Regions from separate parts of the Homo sapiens genome. Here region 1 is linked to region 2. The links are chromatin contacts, found by Hi-C or POLR2A ChIA-PET in ENCODE. All regions are on one chromosome and are shown on one strand. Each heading gives the region's core, a stretch centred on a gene start or an enhancer-like site at or near the end of the contact. The rest is flanking DNA. Distances are from core to core; before and after follow the strand shown.

The links. A loop is a pair of places that touch in the nucleus more often than their neighbours do. ChIA-PET counts read pairs that join two places held with the same protein, here RNA polymerase II (POLR2A). Pooled maps may share reads with other maps.
Region 1: a pooled map shows a loop between it and region 2 (2.5-fold over the local background). The contact joins two enhancer-like sites. A Hi-C loop is called at or near these places in 1 of 168 maps with a recorded cell type or tissue (astrocyte of the cerebellum) and 2 of 50 pooled maps. POLR2A ChIA-PET finds 5 or more read pairs at or near these places in 3 of 52 experiments (GM10248, Panc1 and activated CD8-positive, alpha-beta memory T cell).

Annotation. Positions count from the first base shown.
Region 1 is chr13:32,903,344-32,907,366 of GRCh38, forward strand. LINC00423 (long intergenic non-protein coding RNA 423) reads right to left here. Exons shown (of 5, transcript NR_047020.1): 3 at 3,551-3,674. Among named protein-coding and RNA genes, the nearest start is that of LINC00423, 6.3 kb to the right of the region's middle. RefSeq lists an enhancer at 1,945-2,024. Within about 2 kb of position 2,633, at least 5 of the 41 ENCODE cell types and tissues checked have a DNase peak (open chromatin) inside an H3K27ac peak, as active enhancers do.
Region 2 is chr13:32,968,609-32,972,279 of GRCh38, forward strand. No RefSeq gene overlaps it. Among named protein-coding and RNA genes, the nearest start is that of KL, 46 kb to the right of the region's middle. Within about 2 kb of position 1,266, at least 6 of the 41 ENCODE cell types and tissues checked have a DNase peak (open chromatin) inside an H3K27ac peak, as active enhancers do.

The DNA of each region.
Region 1 (4,023 bases), core at 1,383-3,882, 64 kb before region 2:
GTGATAGAGGTGGTGGAGGAGAGTAGAGAAGGAAGCAAAAGGAAAGCACAGTGAGTGCGGTTGGGGAGGGTGATTGGGAGTGAATGAAAAAAGGTGGAGCACACAGCGTTGATTGCTTAGTGAGCCAGATCACATCACTGGCCCCACATCATCACTTTTCTTTTTCTTTTGTTTGAGAGACAGGGTCTCACTGTGTCACCCAGGCTGGAGTGTAGTGATGATCATAGCTCACTGCAGCCTTCAATTCCTGGGCTCAGGTGATCCTCCCACTTCAGCCTCCTGAGCAGCATGGACTAGAAGTGCACACCACCACATCCAGATAATTTTTCTATTTTTTGTAGAGACAGGGTTTCACCATGTAGCTCAGGCTAGTCTCAAACTTTTGGGCTCAAGCAATCCTTCCACCTTGGCCTCCCAAAGTGCTGGAATTACAGGCATGAGTCACTATGCATGGCCACATCCTCACTTTTCCTTGGATCCACACTCTGTGCCAGGTGACTTTGCAGCTTCTCCCACTAGTAGGTTTCTCCAGCCCTGATTTCGGGTTTGGCCATACAACTAGCTTTGGCTGATAGAATGAGACGGCGGATGACAGTGTCCTGGTCATGAGTCTAGACCGTAGGCGGCCCTCTATGATCCTGCTTGCACTCCTGTGTCTGGGCTGTTACCATGATAAGAGCATTCCTCAGTAGCCTGCTGGTCCAGAAGTAGGAGGGACACATGGAGCAGAGCCTAGCTCTGTGTGGATGTCCTGGTGATCTATAGTTCTCTGAACAAATTCAGCTGAGAGCAGCAGAACCATTCGACTGAGCTCAGTGGTATCAGCTGACCTCTATGTCCCAGAGAAACACTCAGAGAAATGGGTGCTGTTTTAAACCACAGAGTTTTGGAGGAGGTTTGTTGCACGTTGTTAGTGTGAGAGTTGCAGATACTAGGATGAAATCACTTTTGTCAGACCCAGGCAAAATAGAGCTGGAAGGCCAGATGGAGAGGAGGCTCATGCTTATGTGTCTGGGATAAGAACTATTTCCAGTGACTTTCTAAAAACCTTTGGAGTCCTTCATGCATCTCCTGCTTTGATAAGGTTCATCACCAGACATTCTTTAGAACTGCGGTAATTCACATAACATGTTCTTGAAAGAACATTTGCTCGGTAATGACATCTCCACCAATGAATTGACAAGAACTCTGGCTTCAAACCTCTGGAACCAATGAACTCTGTTTCTAAGCATCTTGTGTAAATCTGTTTTTTTGCTAATAAAAGTCCCCTTACCCTTCCCTCACTGAATGCATTGGTGGCTTGCCATTTCTTGCATTCCAGATTATAGTCTTATCTCTATTCCTGAGTTAACCCAGCATATTTAGAGATAATTTTCTCTGGTGTCTTTTTTATGTAGTTAACTGATATACTTGCCTAACAGCCACACACCTTTCTTTCTTGTGACATAATCCTGTTTTTTTTTTAATGATGGCAATGTTACCATTTGCCAGATAATTTCTCTCTTAGGTTTTCTTTCAGCTTCGGATGACCACAGAATCTAGTTTTGGCCAAGGAGAAATAAAAGGAAATCTTATTTCTGGAAAAGATTTTCCTCCCTGATCCAAAAGCAAAGTCCTTTTCTGCCCATCCCTTTCTTTTCTGCCTGGGCACTGGCATGACTACATAATGCCTGGAACTGTGGAAGCCATCCAGTCACCATGAAATCACAGGTTCAGAGATGAAGGATTTGCACACTGCAGGTGCCCAGACAGAAGGATGAGAAAAGCCTGAGTTCTTGATCACATCGTTGAGCAGCAGACAAATCCTGGGGCCACCTACATCCAGCCTCTCAACTAGGAAACAAGAATTATCTTTATGGTTTTAACCACTGTCTGTTAGATTTTCTGTTGTGGCAGAAAAATGAATTCTTCAGTGGCAAGGGACATGATGAAGGTGGAGGAGAGAATGTGGGTGATAAGTCAGGATGTGAGTCATAGAGCAGTGAAATGAATGTTGTACTGAGAATTAGGAGACCTTTTCCTAATTAGTAGTGTAACCCTGAGTAATTCGCACAACTCTCTTGGCTGCAATGTCTTCTTCTGAGAGAAGAAGGCACGTACCTGGATGATCTCTAAGGTTTTTACAGTTCTAACATTGATTCTGAACTTACAACAAGGGCTCTGGGTGCCATAGCTGGGCAAATATTCACAGAGGATTTTGGGGAACTATTAATTACGTTCAAGGAAAAGATTGAGAATGGTGGTTTTATAGCAAATGCTTAGGTCTGGGCTTGCAGATAATGAGTTTCTTTTTCATTTTTGAGTTTGTGCCTCATGTAAGTGTTACCTGCTCTAGGGTACTTCCATGAGAGTGCTCATTAGATGCCTCATTTACAAAAAACGATTTGCATGCGAGGGGCAAATGCTTCCTCTTTAGCAGCAGGTGTTGTGGGAGGGAGAGAAACATGCTGGCTAATGCCTTGTCATCCAAATTCACAGAAATTTCTGGTATCCTGGGCAGGTTTAAACCATTCTAGGGAGAGAACGAAGGGAACACATCTGAATAAATTAGTCTATTTAGTTTTTGGTTCTGCAGAATAGAGCCTTGGCAGGATCCCAGAGATGCATCAGCAGGGGAAAAATCACGTTATTTTCTGTTCTAGCCAACAGCATTTTCCTGCCCGGACTGTGCAAAATGAACTTGCTTAGCTTTGCAGCCTTCTCCAGCTGCTGCTGTTTCTCTCTGGCCTTCTGGTCACATACGGCCCTGGCTCAGTTAGGTTTATTCAATGCTATCATTTTTCTCCCATACCATTTTTCTTTCATCTCTCTTTGTGCTTCACCACAATGATATTCATTAAGCTCTTTTTCTTCCCTTTCCTCCTAACTTCTATTCTCTCTTCTTTATCATCCCACCTCCCTTTCTCCATCATCTGCTACATTGTGAAAGCATTCTTTGACATTTGCACATCAATATTCCTAAAATCTACCAAGAATTCTGGGGAACACGATTGCTCTGAGGGGGTCACAATTGTCTGATGTAATCATACAAAAGTATTTTTTACCAGCTACTATTTGCTGTTCAAAGAGAAGTTCAAAGCTAGGATCCTGGCATGTTGGATAAAAGTGGAATTTGGAAGAAGGGCTAATCCTAGAGCAGAACCAGGGCAGGGCATTGGAGACCCCTTGAACATGTGAACTACATTTACTCGTAGACATGTTTTACATTTACCAAAGATGACTGCCAAATTCCAGGACACTGAGCTTAAGACTATAAAGGGAGACAAACCACCAAATGCACACCCTTGTCATAGATGGAGCTTTTTTTTTTTTTTTTTTGAGACAAAGTTTCACTCTTGTTGCCCAGGCTGGAGTGCAATGGCACGATCTTGGCTCGCTGCAACCTCCGCCTCCTGGGTTCAAGCAATTCTTCGTGCCTCAGCCTCCCAAGTAGCTGGGATTACAGGCATGCACCACCATGCCTGGCTATGTTTGTATTTTTACCGGAGACTGGGTTTCACCATGTTGGCCAGGCTGGTTTCGAACTCCTGACCTCAGGGGATACACCTACCTTGGCCTCCCAAAGTGTTGATTACAGGCACGAGCCACCGCGCCTGGCCCTGGATGGAGCTTTCATAGAGGAGGAGCAGATGGAGTTGTCAAGGCAAAAATGTCCACTTTCAGCCACGTTTGCCCTAGGAGATATCAAAATCAACATTGTGTCTCCTCCTAACCCATTCTAAGCAGCTGAAATGGACCCAAACACAAAACCCCTACAGGCCCAACCAAAGACTCTTGCTTGACCAATGAATGACTGGATTTGTTTGAGCCAACTGGGTTCAGGCCTTTGGGTTCACTGGGGCCACCTGCAATGCTGGTGTTCAAACCCTAATCTGTGAGCCCTCATTTTCTAGATTGAAAAATCCCTAACTTTCCCCCTCTCTGCTAACTATTCAGTGAATTTCTTTACTAGTGTGTGCTTCCTTGCCTGGAAAGTTAACAAACTTGGTTTTGTGGTTTTTATTTATTTTATACCTCTGGTGG
Region 2 (3,671 bases), core at 16-2,515:
TTTTGACTAAATCGAACAGCCTCCTGAAAGTAATTCTTAACACTACCTTTGCTACAGATGGTTAAGGATTAAAATAACTTCTCCAACTTAAGTTTCCACATATGCAAAATAGATAATAATACAGTAATAATTCTGACCCCAGTAGGGTGTTGAGAGGATCACTGGGATAGTGTGTGTTAAGTATTCTTTGGCCTGCCACACTAAGTATTCAATAAAAAACTATTGTTATTATTACTATGATATTTTAAGTTGGTTATATTCATAACATGTTAGAATGTTAGAAGGGAGCTCAGAAACAGCAAAAATACAGGCTTTGGAGTCCACGGACCTAAGTGGGAATCCTGTCTCCACCCTTTCCTAGCAGGGTGACCCTGGGTACACTGCTCATCCAATAAGACCTTGGTACGTGAGAACCACTTGGACTTGCTAAAATCATATTCCAGGGCCCCACCCTAGATATTCTGATTGAGTTGTTTTATGGTGAGGCCCAGAGAACTGCATTTTACAAGTTTTCCAGGTGATTTGGATTCATGAACTCTACGAACCATAGTTTGTGAAATGTTGACTTAGTCTAAGTCTCAGAGGTTTTTTGTTTTTTGTTTTCTCCCATAAAATGGAGCAGGAATACCTGCTTCATGGTTTTGGATGGAAAATATCTGGCCCCAAATCTGGCTTATTGCAGGGAATCTGGCTTACTGTGCTTAGAAGCTTTGGCTATCTTCCTTCTAGATATGGTCTCTTTAACTATTTCATCCAACCATGTGCAGCCAGTGTCACAGAAGAGACCAAACTCTGTGTTAGAAGCTGATGGAATTCAGGTAGCGAATCAAAGACCACCAAACATTAAAGAGTAAAAAGTGTCTGCGAAACACATCAGATGTATTTTGCAGAATATACCTCTGTAATAGAATGGGTTCCCCCTTCCCCTTGCAAATCAGCCATGTATGGAAATAAAAAAATTCCACTCTGATGAGCACATTTCCCTGCTTTCAAATGCCAGAAACCATGTGAACAGTGAGCAAGGAAGGCCCGCACCATCACCATCAGCAGACAACGGTTTCATAACGAATTCTACAAATTTGACTCCTTGCCTGCCTCTAATTCTTTAATGGAATACTAGGAGAAAATTAACAGAGTCTGATGACCTCAGAGGACTTTTGAGGGGAAAGCTAAGTCCATGCTGGACTGAGTCAGCTACATAGAAAATGAAACTTCAGTTTGCCCACAGCCTGCCGCTTTCAAGGTTCTTGTTTGCTACGCGTGTGCTCGATCCACCCATCCCTCTTAGCTGATGTTTGCTGCTGCTGTTGCTGCAGAATGGGAACTTTGAAGCCCTGCTTCCTATAATAAGCTAGATGAGCTCATTTGTTAATGTTTTTCCTTCCTGTTATACTTTTCAGTATGTTAGGCTGCTATTTAACATTGAATTGTCACAATCTGTGGCATTATATAATGATATAATTTCTTTGCTGTATAATTGGTAAAGAACTTTGTGATGATTCTGATGGGAGGGAGATAAAAACTATCAAGAAACATAAGGCTGTGAGTATATAAATGCAAAAATAGCCAATTCCATCAACTGTCCCCAGAATGAGTCGGGCAAAAAACATTAAGCTTCCTTTTTGGCTTTTTTTCTTCTGTGCAAGGAAAATATTTTAAACTGAGTTTTTTCCCTTTTCATCCATTGTTTGTGGACACAGGATATAGAGCAGCAGGGGAGAAGACAAAAAATCTGCTGAAAGCTGGTTCTGTTTAACAGATTAGGTTCAAATTTGTTTTTAAGAAGAACGGATTTGTGATGTTTTATTCAGGCACAGCAATGGCAATATAATCAGAGTTGAAATCTGCCTTAAAGAAAGAATTTTTGTAATTATAAACTCCCAAATAAAGATTTGAAACAGAATCTGATTTGCCTATCTATGGGTAGCTTTTCTTAGTTTTAATTTATCCAAACACTCACTCATTCATTCAACAAACACTGGCTGCTGCCCTCTGTGCGAGACACTGGGAAAAGAGAGGTAAAATAATTTGTGCCCTCCGAAAGGAGTGCTCCGATACTCCTCTTAGTAGCTCCCATGGAATCCCCAGTGTACCCTATCACAGCATGTTTTCTATTTGATTGAAACTACTTATTCAACAAACATTTGTTTAATACTTTTTTTTATTTCAGTAGCTTTAGGGGTACAAGTGGTTTTTAATTACATGGATGAACTGTATAGTAGTGAAAGTCTGAAAGTTTAGTGTACCCATCACAGGAGTAGTGTATATTGTACCCGATATGTAGCTTTTTATCCCTCCCTGCTCTGAGTCTCCAATGTCCACTATACTAACCTGTATGCCTTTGCATACCCAGAGCTTGGCTCCCACTTATAAGTGAGAACATACAGTGTTCCAACAATTATTTGTCAAGTATTTCCTCTGTGTGAAGCACAGGGCTACATGGTTCCCGCCTACCCCGTAGGGCTGTTGTGGGGATTAAGGAATAAGGATCAAACTACTTGACACCACACCTGGGCCTAGAAGGTATTTAACAGGTGTCTGATGAATGACTTCATGGCCAGTAGGAAACCGTTGCTAGGAAAAGATTGCTAGTGACCCTGTGATTGTGAACTTCAGTAGGATGAGGTGGTGGAGAAGGACAAAAGCTTCCAGCATCTTCTGGCGGCAGTAATTCTTCACCTTTCCTGCAGTCACACTTTTTGAACTTCTGGTCTACCTACTTCTGCTTAGGTTTCTCTTTTTGGCCTCAGCCACTTTGTGACTCCCCTCTTTCCTTCCTCCCTCCCTCCTTTCTCTTTCTTTCTATCATTTTCATTCTGCACACACTGTGATCATAAAACTTGGGCAATATTTTACTCCACCAAATGTGTTCAAGGTGATAGAAGATTTGGCTGCTCAGGAGGACCCATCAGGAGTCCCAAATCATTGGCCTGTATGAGTCAGGGCAGTGGGCCAGGCTCAGTCCCTACAGGTTGGGCCAACCTGAGGATGACAAGAATGGTGTCTTTATTATAACTTGAAGTTATAATAAAGGTACACACACATGCCTTGCTGTATATTTCTACACATAAATCTTATTCAAGGGAGGTTTTGATATTCCAAATTATGGAACAAAAAATGCTGATTCTTCTGATAGGAATTCCAGAATATGGAATGAGAGACTGGAATATGTGGAGTGAAAGAAATGAGGGGTTATTGATTCTTGGAAGAAAAATACAACTTGGAGAATTCAGTTGTCATTTCCCCAGCACTCATTAGGATATTTTAATTATATAGGATCATGAATGAAGGAAATGATATATCTTCTACAACTTTACGAAAATTGTAAAAAGGGAAAGGGCCTTGTTTATCACCTTTCAAAGAATTAATCCCTAAGCATATCTTTTCCCCTTGGCCTGAGGGCAGTGTCTCTCACAGGTCTGAGGACCATGTTGGCTTTTGCTCTCCATAAATCCTCACAGCCTCATGCAGTGCCCGGTGCCCAGAAAGTAACCAATATCCATTTTTGATGTAAAGTAATCAGGTGTGTAGAAGTTACTTTGAAATACTGCATTCTGTAGCTCAAATTCTCCAAACAGAATTCTTGACCAAATGATAACATAAAAAGTCAAAGAAAACATAGATAGCAAACCAGAACATGGCATTAAGGCATAACTTCCCAAATGGGATTT